2 separate regions of the Mus musculus genome follow, and region 1 is linked to region 2. The links are chromatin contacts, found by Hi-C or POLR2A ChIA-PET in ENCODE. All regions are on one chromosome and are shown on one strand. Each heading gives the region's core, a stretch centred on a gene start or an enhancer-like site at or near the end of the contact. The rest is flanking DNA. Distances are from core to core; before and after follow the strand shown. Region 1 holds the start of Ncoa4 (nuclear receptor coactivator 4). Region 2 holds the start of Btd (biotinidase).

Region 1 (6,801 bases), core at 590-3,089, 520 kb before region 2:
GACTCTCAAGTGCAGAAGGGGTGTGTGCCGGGACACCCAGAGTTCTATAAGACCTACATACAGATCCCTGGGACACAAGCAACCTGCACTGCTTTCATAAACTGGCCATGGGAGTCAAGTTAACTTCTAAAACTAGATACAAGATGCTTTAAGAAGCATCTTAGTTCATCTGTAGTTCGGTAATTTTCCTCAAAAGAATAACGTAACTGTAGAGACAGACACGTTCGTCATCATCAAACTTCAATCTGAAAACTTTAAATGTCTAGGTTATTTTCCGAAAGGCTCAAAGACCCAAGGGAGGAGGTAAAAAAAAAAGAAAAAAGAGATCTAAATGCAGGGACTGTTAGTGCCAGCAGCTACCCATTATCTCACTTAGCAGAACAATTCTTCGGGCGAGTAAATCTTGCAAAGAGCAAATCACCTGGGTGTGGTGGCACGTACGTCTGTAAACCCAGCAGAGCCAACAGGATCCCTGCAGCCAGTCTCAAGCAAACTAAACAAACCAGGCTGGAGAGATGGCCCAGTGGTTATCAAAGGGCCAGAGTTCAGTTCTTAGGGCCCACATCAGGTGACTCACAATGGCTTGTAAGGGGATCTGACACTCTTCTTAAACAAACAAAAAAATCCACAGAGCAAATCAAGCGACCTGCTGAGCAGTACAAATTAGTCTCCTGTTTGTCACACAGGATGAAATTCTTTCCAATGTTCTAATGTACTTTAAAAGTTCAGAAACATCACAGTGGGATGCTAACGGAGAACCAACAGCCTTACCTGTCCCATACACACCCAGGGAAGTAACTCAAAAGGTCTATGACCATACTCCAAATTACCAAGTGGGTGGAAAGTCAAGTCCTTCCAAAAGGACGCCAGGGTGGCAGGCCCTTACCTACTAAACAACACTAGCAGGAGAGCTGTGTGCAGGAGGGTCAGATAACTCCAGCCCCTCTGACTTGTCATTCTTGAGCCATCCTCCCAAGTTCCAGCCTGTAGCACTTAAACCCATACTGTTCCCACCGCAAGGGCTAAGTCACATCAGGGCCGGGAGCACGTCCACTTCTTTACATTACTATATCCTCAGTACCCTAAGCATATAGCAAATGAACGCCCGAGCTATGAATTAATGATTCTGCAAGCTCTCTCTTCTCATCAGCTGAAGGGACGAATCAAACGATTTAAAGGGACTGCTGGGAGAAGGAAACGGATAGTGGGCCTCCAGAAGTCATTCCACCTTGCCAAACCACTAGGAATAGGGGCAAATGTGCACTGGGTCAGTAATGGAAACCAGGCCCGCCTGGGACCAGAGAAACAGGGCTGTCACCGCTATAAACCCAGAGGACAGTCAGGGCAATGTAGGGAAAGGGATGGAAGAGAAGCATTCAGGCTGCAATCGTGGCCCAGGAACGAAACATGTCGACAGGACAGAGGAGAGAAGACAGATCCAGCGCTTGGGCATGAAGGAAAAGTGGTAGCGTCGGGACGAGGGGAGGGAGAGGAGCTCTGGCCTGGCGCGACGCGGGGACTGGAGAGGCGATCACAGCAGACGTGACCTGGGGAAGGGAAGGGCCATTGGGCCCCGCGTGCAGGCAGGTGGGATGGTGGTCCCGGACCCGAGGGTCGGGAAGAATGGAGGGGAGGGCAGGACAGGCCACAGGCCGGAGCGAAGAAGGGCACAGGGCAGAAGAGGAAGCGCGCCCGCCGGCCACTCTCGTCCTTACCGGCTGGCAGCGCTCCTTCCGGTGATCCGAGCGGACCTTAGACCGACCCAGACACTTAGCCGTGGAAGGATCCGGACCCTGAAGACAGAGTTCTCGCGATAGGATGGCCTCCCTACCACGCTTCTCGGTAGTGTTCTGACAGTCTCGCGAGATTTCCTTCCGCGCCTGCGCAAAGTCTTCTTAGAGCTCAACGTGGAGGCATGCAGTAACACTCCCTGCCCTTAGTCTGGATCATTTTCGTGCCTATCAGTAAGTCTCTAATCCCAGCACTCCGGAGGCAGAGGCAGAGGCAGGCGGATTTCTGAGTTCGAGGACAGCCTGGTCTACAGAGTGAGTTCCAGGACAGCCAGGGCTACACAGAGAAACCCTGTCTTGAAAAAAAAAAAAAAAAGCACTTCCTGTTCTTGCAGAGGACCCAGTTTTGGTTCCCAGCCACCTACAGGATGGCTCACAACCACCCATACCTCCTGGTTCCAGTGCCTTCTGACCTCCAAGGGCACCAGGCGTGCACACGGTACAGATGTATATATGCAGGCAAAAAAGAGTCATGCAAATAAAGAAAATAAACTCTTTTTTTCCTCTGGGGTTTGTGGTGGTTTGAGTAAGAATGGCCCTCTCGGGCTCACGTGTTTGAATGCTTACTGATGAGAAGATGGCTCTACTTAGAGTGAGTGTCCTTGTTGGGGTGGGTGTGGCTTTGGGGGAGGAAGTATGTCACTGGGGGTTGGCTTTGAGGCTTCAGAAGTCCAAGCCAGGCTTAGTGGCTCACTCTTTCTTTCTGCTGCATGTGGATCTGGATGTAGTACTCTGAGCTACTTCTGCCTGCAGGCCACCCTGCTTTATGCCATGCTGATAATGGACAAAGCCTCTGAAATGGTAAAGATGGCCCAGGCAAATGCTTCCTTTTGTAAGAGTTGCCATGGTCATGGTGTCTCTTCACAGCAATAAAACAGTGACTAAGACAAGGCTGATGGGCTTTATAACTTAGGAAAAACATGCTACATTTTTTTTTAAATATTGAGTAAATAAATGTCAGAATTAATGTTACAGTTTCAAGTCAGTGTATTTTAGCTGGTCTGTATGCCACACCTAACTGACCCTAGAGCTAGGCCCCACCACCCACAGAAGTCCGGCTTCTGAGTTTCCTGTCAGACTGCGTGAGGTCTAGAGAGCCCCTTCTCCAGTATCTCTAACCTGTTCTAACCTTATGCAAACACAGTGTGATGTGGGGACTCGATAAAGAGGGGGTACCTAAGTAACTGGAAGGAAGGATAAATGAGAGTACCAGGGACAAAGAAGAAGTCTGGTTTCATCATGAACACACATGCTTTTTTCCATTGTAAAGCAGAAACAGATGGTTCTGAGCCACCATGTGGTTGCTGGGAACTCAGAACCTCTGGAAGAGCTTCGGGGCTCTTAACCACTGAACCACTTCTCTAGCCTAAACCAGAAACAAGATGCAGGCAGAAGAGCCTTATTTGTAGAAGTGGTGGAAATGGATGTGGGCCCCATAGGAAAGCACACATGCATGACACCTGTTGGAGCTCAGGAAAGATGCTGTAACTGGTACCTGGTATTGTTGGGTTGATTTGTTTGGTTGTATAACATGCATTAAGTTAATACAAATATGGTTGGCAAACTTGTTTACTTGTTTACTTGTTTGTTTTTTTATTTATTTGAGTTTTTCAAGATATGCTGCCTCTGCCTTCTGAGTGCTGGGATTACAGGTCACCTCCTTGCAAGCTTATGATTGGTAAATTTAAATCATACAAGGTTCAAATGTTACTCCACTTTTGGGCCCACACGAAGCACATTTACATAGTCCAGCTGTCAACTCGACAGGTCTTCCCTGGGTTCTTCCGATCCACCACACTGTAGGTGCAGTTCTCTGGGTGGAATTGTACATCACAGTTGTCTTTGTCATAGCTCAAAGGCCTAGTAGCGCTGTCAATGAGACAAGAAAAGACGTTAGGAAGGGAGGAAACATTCACCCAGCCCTACTGCTCTGTGCAAGAAGCAGACTACACACATTCCTGTCTCCTGGAATGTAAGGGCATCACTTGGCTAGAAGCATTTGTACCTGTTTGTGCCATGGAGTCACAGAGACCATCCCTAACAAGGGTCCTACATTCTACCCTGCATGCACTGAAGGACACTGGGAAGTTCTAACAGGCCAAAGGCAGGGCTAGGCCGCTCTGGGACGGGAAATCTTGTACTAACCTTGTCTTCCCAACCCTCCCTGTCCAGGGAGTGGTCATCGATAATGGTGCTAGACTGTGGGAAGAGAAGGGTTGTCCCAGCTCTGTGTGGTATCTAGTTAGAAGAGGAGCTCACCCAACCAACAGGGGCAGAGAGCCATCCCAGACCAGGGTCATGGATCCCAGGGAGAAGATAGTAGAAACAAAGCATCATGGGAAAACCCACCTGCACATGCAGGGGCACACGATTTTAGGAGTCATTGCCCTCAAAGCCCATCTATAGGCTTGGGACATGGTGGCATGCAGCTATAATTACAGCACTTGGAGGTAGAGGCAGAAAGATTAGAAGTTTAAGACTAGGCTCTGCTACACAATGAACTTGAGGCCAGTCTAGGCTATGAGAAACCTTGTCTCAGCAAAGCTACAGGCTAGAGAAATGTAGTCCGTGGTTAAAAGCAATTTCTATTCTTTCAAAGAATGGGAGTTTGGCTCTCAGCACCCTGAGGATACCTCTAACTCCAGCCCCAGGGAGTCAACACCTTCTGGCTTTCATGGGTAATTGCATTTCTGTGCGTAGACATCCACGTAGACAATACGCATAAATAAATAATAAATATTTTCCTAAAGACCAAAGAATAAATAAACTGCTCTGGCTAAAGTGTATAAAAGCAGCCATTTCAATGCCCTGTATAACAAAAAAAGACCCAGAATTTTATCCTAAAGGAAAAGGACATCTGATTCCAAGAACATCAGAATTTGCAGCCCTCCCTGGCCATGCAGAGAGACACTGGCAGGAAGTTGTCTCACAATTTACCAGGACACTGGACACTCAACCCAAGCCTACATGGCCCAAACCCATGGGAACATTGTCCTGTGAGAGGAAGGCCCCAGTGACATGTAATCTTCTGGTTTGATTCTTTGTAAAGCTAACAGCAGATTACTTGTAGTATATAACATTTTGAAGACATTTGATGAGCTAGATGCTACTAATGCAGAAATAGTAATTAGGTTAAAAAACAGAGCACCAAATAGTACTATAAGCAGTAATGGTGGTGCACACCCCTAATCCCAGCACTTGAGAGGAAGAAGCAGGATGTTTGCTAGATCAAGGGCAGCCTGAGTATATAGAATATGATGAGATGTGTTTCAAAAAATCTTTTAAATCCAATTTAATTTGCAAAGTAAGTTTGACATGTAGCTGTAAAAGAAAAAAATGTATAAAAAAGAAAGAGAAATAAATTATTATCAGTTCCAAAGGTGGGTCCATAAAGATAGCAGCCCTTGCCCTTCCCTTGCTCAGGGAGCTCTTTCACCCCACTGACTCCAGAGGCCCACCAGGCTGCCAGGCTTTGTGCTGCTAGGATGGATGCTGAGTTGCTGGGACAGCTCCCTCTTGCTGCTCTGGGGAGATGGCCTGCCCAGCTGGCTTCCCAGGGCCATTTCTCCAGCACCCCTTCCTCCCACTCCCAGGGTTGGCGTGTTGGGTTTGTGTCTCTATTTAAGGAAAACAAGCAGTTTGCAGCCATTGGTCCCTGTACTAGGGAAACAGCCCACAAGCAATAGCTAACAGCCTCAGTGGGGAAAACCTTTCCATGTTAGAGACCGAGAATGCTAGGAGTTGTTTATGTCACTCACCCCTTCTTCTCCAGATAGAAGATACTGGAACAGTGCAAAGATTTCTCATCTTATTGATAGAGCCACTAATAAACCAAAATGCCTGACACCCTCACCCTAGTCTGAAGTGCATCGGGCTAGTTCTGTCATTACAAGGTTCCCGGATTGACTAGCAAGGTCCCTCCAAATATTTTGAGCTGGGAGCACAGACACAGTTTGAGGCTAACAATAACAGTTATATTTTCAATGGGTCTCATGAGACAACTAAGCAGCAAGACAGACAGATTCATTAAAAAAATGTTCCCTCCCTTCTCTGAGTATGAGAACCCTGAAACAGATCTTCATGTCAATCCACAAAAAAAAAAAAAAAAAGCAAATAGGCAATTCTTAGAGAGCCTGTGGGTATCCAGGCATGCTTCATACACATCTTAGACTGTACATTCCTTCTCAAACGCCCACCAGAGATTAGTGACCATGGTATCGGGAGAAGGGCAGAGACAAGGATGATGGCTCTGCATCCCACAGTGAGACATCTTTGCTAAGGGAAATCAGTCTGCCACACACTGTGGAGGAAGAGGGGGCTGTTTCAGGGAAGGAGACAGCCAAGGAAGCAGGGATGAGGTGCAGACTACCTAGACAAGTGACCATGCAAAAGTTATGACGTCAGCAGAGTTGAGGAGTCAGAAGTGAGTGGGCCAACATCTTGTTTGGTTTTGTTAAGAGAAAGAATGCAATGTGTGGGGACATCACCTGTCAATAAAAGACTCATGGCCTATCAGCTGAGGCAGGAAATAGGGAGGTGGGAGTTCTGATAGTGAGAGAGGATTTCTGGGATAGAGTCAGGCAGGAGAGGAGATTTGCCCCAAATGCTGAGGAAGCAGGTAGCATGAATCTGAAGGAGAGGTAAGTAGCCACATGGCAGAACTTAGACTAGTTTAATGGATTAGTTCGTGTATGAGCTATCAGAAACAAGCCCAAACTTATAGCCTAAGCATTGATTCATAAATAATTTAAGTCTCAGAGTTGTTATTTTGGGGACCTTGAGCACAGGTAGAGAAGCCTGTGATTGGTTACAAAGGAGATCGCATAATTGACTCACTAATAAATTATTGCCGAAGCAGAGAGTCTGGATGTTGAAGCCATGGGCCATCTCATTCCAACTGAAGTTCCCTTTAACAGGAAGCTAAGAGAACAAATTATGACACAACGGACGCTGTTTCCTAAGATTCTGTCACAACAGCAACATCAGTTGTGCATTCTTCCTGCTGTGGAAC
Region 2 (7,045 bases), core at 2,145-4,644:
AGAAGCAAACAAAATCAACTCAGTCAGTTTTACTCAACGGCCCACGTTATTACATCATTTTCTGCCTGTTCAGCCTCTGTTGGCATGTTTCCTTCAGCAAACTGCCTGCGGTATACTTTTAAGTGTTGTTTTGAAAGATAGTGCTTTATATAAGTTTCCTTTTTATTTTTATTAAAGATTTTTATTTATTATTATATCTAAGTACACTGTAGCTGTCTTCAGACACACCAGAAGAGGGCATCAGATCTCATTACGGATGGTTGTGAGCCACCATGTGGTTGCTGGGATTTGAACTTCGGACCTTCAGAAGAGCAGTCGGTGCTCTTAACCACTGAGCCATCTCTCCAGCTCCTCCTTTTTTATTTTTATTCCTGGCCTTTTGATCGCAGGTGGCATAGTGCTGTAATCTCAGGTACTCCGAAGGCCGAGCCAGGAAGACTGGATAGCTTAAAGAAACCTTGTCTTAATGTAAGAAGGCAAGCTACTTTACTAAGCTACTGGGCAGTTACTATAGAGGTATAGATAAGAAAATTAGCATTGGTCAGGGTTAAATCAGACTTCATAATCCATTAATACTATAGTGGTATTGTATACTATAATACTATATAGTAATACTATAGTGGTATAGTATAGTATATTATAGTTGGTATACTACACTATAATACTATACACATCATATGGTTGCTGGAAATACATAGTAATACTATGGTGGTATAGTAGTAGCTGCCTAGCATGCACAAGATGCTGGTTCAATCCACATAACAGAAGACATGTATTCAATTTCCATTTTCTATTAATTGTCAACCAATTTCATTTTTAGCCATTCTACAACTTGACACAGCCTAAAATCACCTGAGAAAAGAGGCTTCATAGAGAAACTCACGTTACCAGGTTGGTCCGTGGGCAGGTCTGCGAGGGCCAAACCAAGAGGAATGTTAACCAATGCAGAAGGGCCTAGCCACAAGACAGGTGTCCTGGGCCGTATGAGAAAGCTGGCTAAGCATGAGTCTGGGAGAAGCCAGAGAGTGTGCCAGCAACTAGGTTCTTCTGTGGTTCCTGCCTTCAGTTCCTGCCCTGACAACTGTCTCACAAAGATGGTCTGTGACCTGGCAGTGTAAGAAAAAATAAACTTCTGCTCCCTAGCATGCGTTTACTCCTGGTATTCTCCATAACGACAAAATGAAGCTGGGAGGACAAATAACCCTGATTCTTTCTTTCTTTAATGACCAAGCACTACATTTTGGCAAAGCGTGCACTGGTTTTCACAGGTTCAGTTAGGTTAGGTTTAAAAACGAGCACAGGATCCCTAGTGTTCTTGTGAACGGACTGAGATAAAAGTCAGAATTTGGGGGCCCACGGAGTCACTGCCTATAGCAGCTGCCTTCTTTTGAAAGTTCATCTTCCCTATGCATATTACAACTCTTTTTAAAATATGATTTATTTTTGAGACAGGGTCTTACTGTTGCCCAGGCTGGCTTCAAACGTGAGATCCTGTCTTAGCTTCCTTGAGTACGGGTCCCATAGGTCGGCCTCACCACACCCGTCTTACAACTCTTTCTAGATCATCCAGCTACTTTGAGGTTATCTTCACCCACTTGGAAGAAAGTTGTCAAGCAACTCCTCACCATCCCAGAGCTAGATCCCTAAAGCAATCACTATCTGGACTCTGAGGCCTGGATTTGCTCTGTGGAGAACAGGTCACTAATGCTATTAATTATTATTAATTAATTTAATTATTAAGGCTTTATTAATTATTATTTTTCATGTTTATGGCTTATTTGCCTGCATGTATGTCTACATAATACGTGTGTGCCTGGTGCTCTCAGAGGCCAGAAGAGGGCATTGGCTTTGCCAGAACTGGAATTACAGATGGTTGTAAGACACTATGTGGTTGCTGGAAATCAGGTCATCTGGAAGAAGTCACTGCTCTTAAACACATCTCTCCAACCCCTGCCGTCTGATTTTTAAGAAAGTTAAAATTTAGGGCCTGAGATATAATTCGGTGGTAGAGTGCTTGACTAATATGTGCAAAGTCCTAGGGTCAGTCACTAGTATTGCTTTTATGACTTATTCTTTCTTTGAGTAATTAAAAGACATGGTCTCTCTACATAGCCCTGGCTATCCTGAAACTCACTAGGTAGCCCAGGCTGGTCTCAGACTCGCAGAAGTCGACATGCTCCTGCCTCCAAGTGCTGGGATTACAGATGTGAGCCACCACATCTGGCGCTACGATGCCAAATCTCACCAAAATAACAAATAACATTTTAAGCATACTGCCAACAAAAATAACAGGGAGTATGATTAACATATTCCAAGTCCACACAGAGTGCTCTGTATAAATTACAGCGCCTGGGATCCTTACACTGAAGTTGGATGGAACAGCAGTGACTTTGCACTTGGAAGACAGTCACGTCACTTCTGCTTAATCTCTACAGGCAAGGGAAGCAAGGCCCGCTGTACCTTGAACTGCTAGGCGAAGGCAATAACCAGCTCAATGAGTTTTCTCTTTGCCAAATGGCAAAAATGGCCAGTTGAAGACTGATCCTTAATAAATATAAACCAACCAACCAACCAACCAACAAACAAACAAACAAAAGCCCATTCGATCTGAATCACAGTGATTTGTTCCCATCAGGGTCCAGTTTGCCCTTCATAAAGTGTTCTGCCAGTAATTCTGAGAAAGCAATCGGTGTTAAGGGGCCAAGAATCCACTAATGTCTACAAAGCACGCGATGCCAGGGGTCAAGCAGGCTAATCCATGAACCAGTAAGTAGAAAACCAACACTATTACTTTGGTAAAAGTTAAGCAATCATACATTAATTATTAAGCAATGGCTCTAACAGACCTTAGTGATACCCAACTGGAACAAAATAAGTAAATATAAACCAGGCAGAGGGCAGGAGCAGCTACGGTGTTAATAAGTTTATCTCTTGAGCAATTTTGGTGTCATCTCTGATTAAGAATACACCTCTGCTCACAGACTTCTGGAACGTGCACATGATGTGGGGTGCAAAACCACAGAGTTATAAAATCAGAGGGCACAGGAGCACGACACTGTACCCAAAAGCCTGTTTTTTTTCCAACTTTACACTCTCCAAGTTACCCGCGTCCCAGCAGCCTTTGCGTAGCTTGCCTCCAATCAGCGGGAAGCCCCGGCGAGGGCGGGGAGGCGCGGTGGGGCCACGCCCCCTCCTCGCCTGGTCTCTGCAGTCACCCTCCAGATGTGCCATCCCCTCCATACCGGACTGAGCTGTATCGCTACCCTAGTGGAGGACAAAACCAAGGCGAGCATCCTCAGAGATTGGGTTTCTTACCTGCTTCGCATAGGACGCGGCCTCCGGCTCGTCCCGCCTCCTGCTGATGGCGGAGTCCGGAAAAGACTGACTGGAGAATGGGCGTGCTTACATGATCGCCTCACCAAGGACTGACTTCTTGTCCCGCCCCTTCTCCCCTTTGCTTAAATCCGTTGGGCTGCCCTCCTGTCTGTCAGAAGCGGGTGTCACCAACAACAACTCTTAGGCTAGTGAAGCTGTGAGCTGCGAGAGTGCCTTGAAGTAACTTTAGGTGGAAGATGCCAGAAAGTAACTCCGCAGAGGGTAGCGACAGAAGCGAGGAGCAGGTGTCTGGTGCTAAAGTCATCGCCCAGGCTCTAAAAACTCAAGTACGATGGATCCCTCGGGTGTGAAAGGCTCTACAGAAGCAGACGGGGACCTCGCGTTGTCCTAGAGACGGAGGGCAAGGAGGCGGGGGCGGGGGTCCTGTAGGTCTTTCCTTTGGACCCCCCGGGAGGGCAAGAAGGCTGGGTCACCTGATGATAGTTGTTTGTTGCCCCTTTTCCCTCCTACCCTCAGGATGTGGAGTACATGTTCGGTGTCGTAGGCATCCCCGTGACCGAAATCGCCCTTGCTGCCCAGGAACTGGGCATCAAGTACATTGGGATGCGGAATGAGCAAGCGGTGAGTCTTGACACAGGGACCAAATGGCAGCCATTCGATGCACACAGCGTCCCATCGTTTCTAAAGCATTGCACGTACCACTGTTAATCCTCCTTGACAGGAAAATGAGAAGAGAGAGACTAAGTTAAACTTGCCCAACGCGAGTCATTTGGTAGTGGCATTTGAACTCAGGTATTCTGAGTTTGGAGCTATGCTTATACCTTTCTACCGTAGTGTACTCTGCCACATCCAAATATCAGAATCGAAAGGGGTAGTCTTACTTCACTACTAGACTGTTAGTTCTAGCAGAGAAGGCATATTGATTCATCGCTAGGTAAGTGTATTGCCAGCATCTGATGTAGTTCCTGTACATGACAGGTGTCAGAGAGTGATTAGTGATTGAAGGCCAGGACTCATGCAACATAAAGTGGAAGACATTATAGACGGCAGTGCCGTCATTGGAACTCAGGGCTCTCAAACCCCAGTTTGGTGCTTTCCCTCAGCATTATGCCTCCCTCCTTTGGGGTCTTACCTGGGAGAGGGAAAACCAAAGGACATTTTATGAACCCACTTAAAGTATTTTCTCTGGCAGCCCAGGATTACCCTCTCTTAGCAATCCAGGCAAAAATATCAAGTATCTGGTGCAGATGAAGTGGTTCAGTGAAGTTCTACAAAGCCACGTAACCTCATAACCTGAGTGTAATCTCCAGGGCCTGTATGGAAAAATGAAGGCGGTTTCTGATTTATGATTCATGTTGTCCTTGGACCTACACACACACACACAGGCTGAGTTAAATTGTTTTGGACCTACACACACACACAGACAGGCGCTCTCTCTCTCTGTCTCTCTGTCTCTCTGTCTCTCTGTCTCTCTGTCTCTCTCTCTCTCTCTCTCTCACACACACACACACACACACACACAAATAATTTAAAAGATTAAGAATTGGGGCTGAAGACTTAGCTCAGCAGTTCATAGTACTTGTTGCTCTTTCAGAGACCAGGATTTGATTTCTGGCATCCACGTGGTGGCTCCCGACCTCCCATAACTCTGGTTCCAAAGGATCTAACGATTTCTTCTGACCTTCATGGGTGGCACACACGATTCACACCCCCCCCCCACACACACACAGCTGTCCCTTCTGCTGCCGTCACTGCTGTCCTGATCCACGCTCTTGACCCCTTTTCTCTGCCATCCGATGTGAGTTCCATTGGGTGTGGCTCATTTGCTTTCAAATCCCCACAGTACTGACTTGACTTGAGGTCTCTATGTAATCTAGGTGTGTACTACACTATTTGCTAATTGAAAGACCTTTATCAATAAGGCTTGAAAGTTATAGGGAGTGTTTTTAATCAGAAAACTGGTAGGTATTAATTTGTGTTGTTTACACTTTTATTCCCTTACCTCTTTGTTTTTTCCAGTGCTGGGAATTGAACCCAGGCCCTTGTGCACACTAAAGCAAGCACTCTGCCACTGAGCTGTACCCTTACCTCTCAGTTTTCCTATGTGGAATAACCTTCTATTCTTTTACCTGCATGAGAAAGGATAGGTGCTGATCTGTATTTTACTATTTTTCTTGAGTATGTTTGCCCGTTGTTTCTTCTTCATGCAGTAGACATGCACTAAGTATGTACTGTATGCATGATGTGGACTGTATACGCGGCAGAAGAGAGGGATATAAAGAAGATATAAGGTTTATTTTTCACCTCCAAGTTGATGAGTTGGGGGAAATGAGGGTAAGACACAAAAAGACAGTCTGAAATAATTTAGCTCCTCAAAAAGGAATCCATAAAAGGGAGAGTAGTCACACACAGTGTGTGACTGGCTGTCCTCACTGGGACAGGAAAGATTGCTCATAGAGGTGATGGCTTGTCCTTGCTGCATCAGTATAACTTAAAGGCATGGCAAACTGTGAGAGTGGGTAGTTAGGCCAAAGGATGGTGATGGAAAATCTGCAGCTCACAACTGCAGTCCCTGTAGCTACTCAGCTGAAACAGAAGATTTCAGGTTTGGAGCCAACCTGGTCAGCTGAGACCATGGAGGGCTTGGGTTATCTTTCAGTGGTAGAGTACTTGTCTAACATGTCCAGTGCTCTGGGTTTCCCTGGTACAAAGACAACAGACTTGAATAAACAGACAAATCCATACAGTCTTCTGAGAGAGCATCCCACAGAGGATGATAAGGGAGCTATCTTGAAGAAAGAGTAGGCATGGCCTGTTAGGAAGGGAAAGGTTAGCTCTTCTAGAGGTGACCCCTAGGTTAGCGGCTTACATGACTAGATGATATGGCTACTGACTGAGGCTTAGAATAGAGAGAGGAGGACCATTTACAAGGGAAGATGGCAGGTATAACGATGGAGTTTTCAAAGGGAATACTCAAAAGTGCTCAGAAAGACTCAGGCACAGGTTTGTGCTAAAGAGAAAGGTGCACTTGGCGATTGCTTTATATGTTGTCTGTCAGGTTTTTAGAGTAGTCAAGACATTCGTGTGGCCAGAAGCTAGGAGGTTATCAGGGATTTAGCTATATTCTAAGTATTTTACATGTCTGGGATTGCTGACCTTGTCCTCTTTGGGGTGCTCTGAATTATATTCATTTTGTAGATGAAAAAGCCAATGTGCAGAGTAATTTCTCAAAATCACACAGTAGAATGTAGGAGAACTAGGCTCTGAGTCAGAGCACTTTGACTCCAGATCTATCTTGAGAACTATGTGTGCTGAGGGGATGTAATTTGATAGAAAAGTAGAGGGTTTTTTTTTTTTTTTTTTTTTTTTTTAGTGGTAATAAAGTTTGTTATTTTTCATAAGGCAGTGAAGTTCATACCTGAACTGTAATCCTAGCACATGGGAGGCAGAGGCAGGTGAATCTCTGAGTTCAAGGCCAGCCTGGTCTACCTATCAAGTTCTAGGACAGCCAGGGCTACACAGAGAAACCCTGTCTCAAACGACAACAACAAAACCAAACCAACAACAGCAATCTGTTATTTCTCATCGCTTGGCATATGCCAGAGGAGTATTCTTTCTGCATGTTTTGTATTTTACTACTATAAGCGAAAAATTATTCCCAATATATGATTAAGTATATTAATTTTAGCAAACCTTTTATGCAGTTTAC

What was found. A loop is a pair of places that touch in the nucleus more often than their neighbours do. ChIA-PET counts read pairs that join two places held with the same protein, here RNA polymerase II (POLR2A).
Region 1: a map of v-Abl transformed pro-B cells shows a loop between it and region 2 (2.6-fold over the local background). The contact joins the promoter of Ncoa4 here to the promoter of Btd in region 2. A Hi-C loop is called at or near these places in 2 of 37 maps with a recorded cell type or tissue (regulatory T cell and v-Abl transformed pro-B cells). POLR2A ChIA-PET finds 5 or more read pairs at or near these places in 2 of 5 experiments (Patski and embryonic stem cell).

Annotation. Positions count from the first base shown.
Region 1 is chr14:32,154,925-32,161,725 of GRCm38, reverse strand. It overlaps Ncoa4 (nuclear receptor coactivator 4), which reads right to left and starts at 1,839. Exons shown (of 10, transcript NM_001033988.2): 1 at 1,716-1,839. Msmb (beta-microseminoprotein) reads right to left here. Exons shown (of 4, transcript NM_020597.3): 4 at 3,399-3,659. The coding sequence ends at 3,530. It also overlaps the pseudogene Gm18909.
Region 2 is chr14:31,637,406-31,644,450 of GRCm38, reverse strand. It overlaps Btd (biotinidase), which reads right to left and starts at 3,394. Exons shown (of 4, transcript NM_025295.4): 1 at 3,316-3,394. The coding sequence starts at 3,326. It overlaps Hacl1 (2-hydroxyacyl-CoA lyase 1), which reads left to right and starts at 3,486. Exons shown (of 17, transcript NM_019975.3): 1 at 3,486-3,662; 2 at 3,853-3,957. The coding sequence starts at 3,573.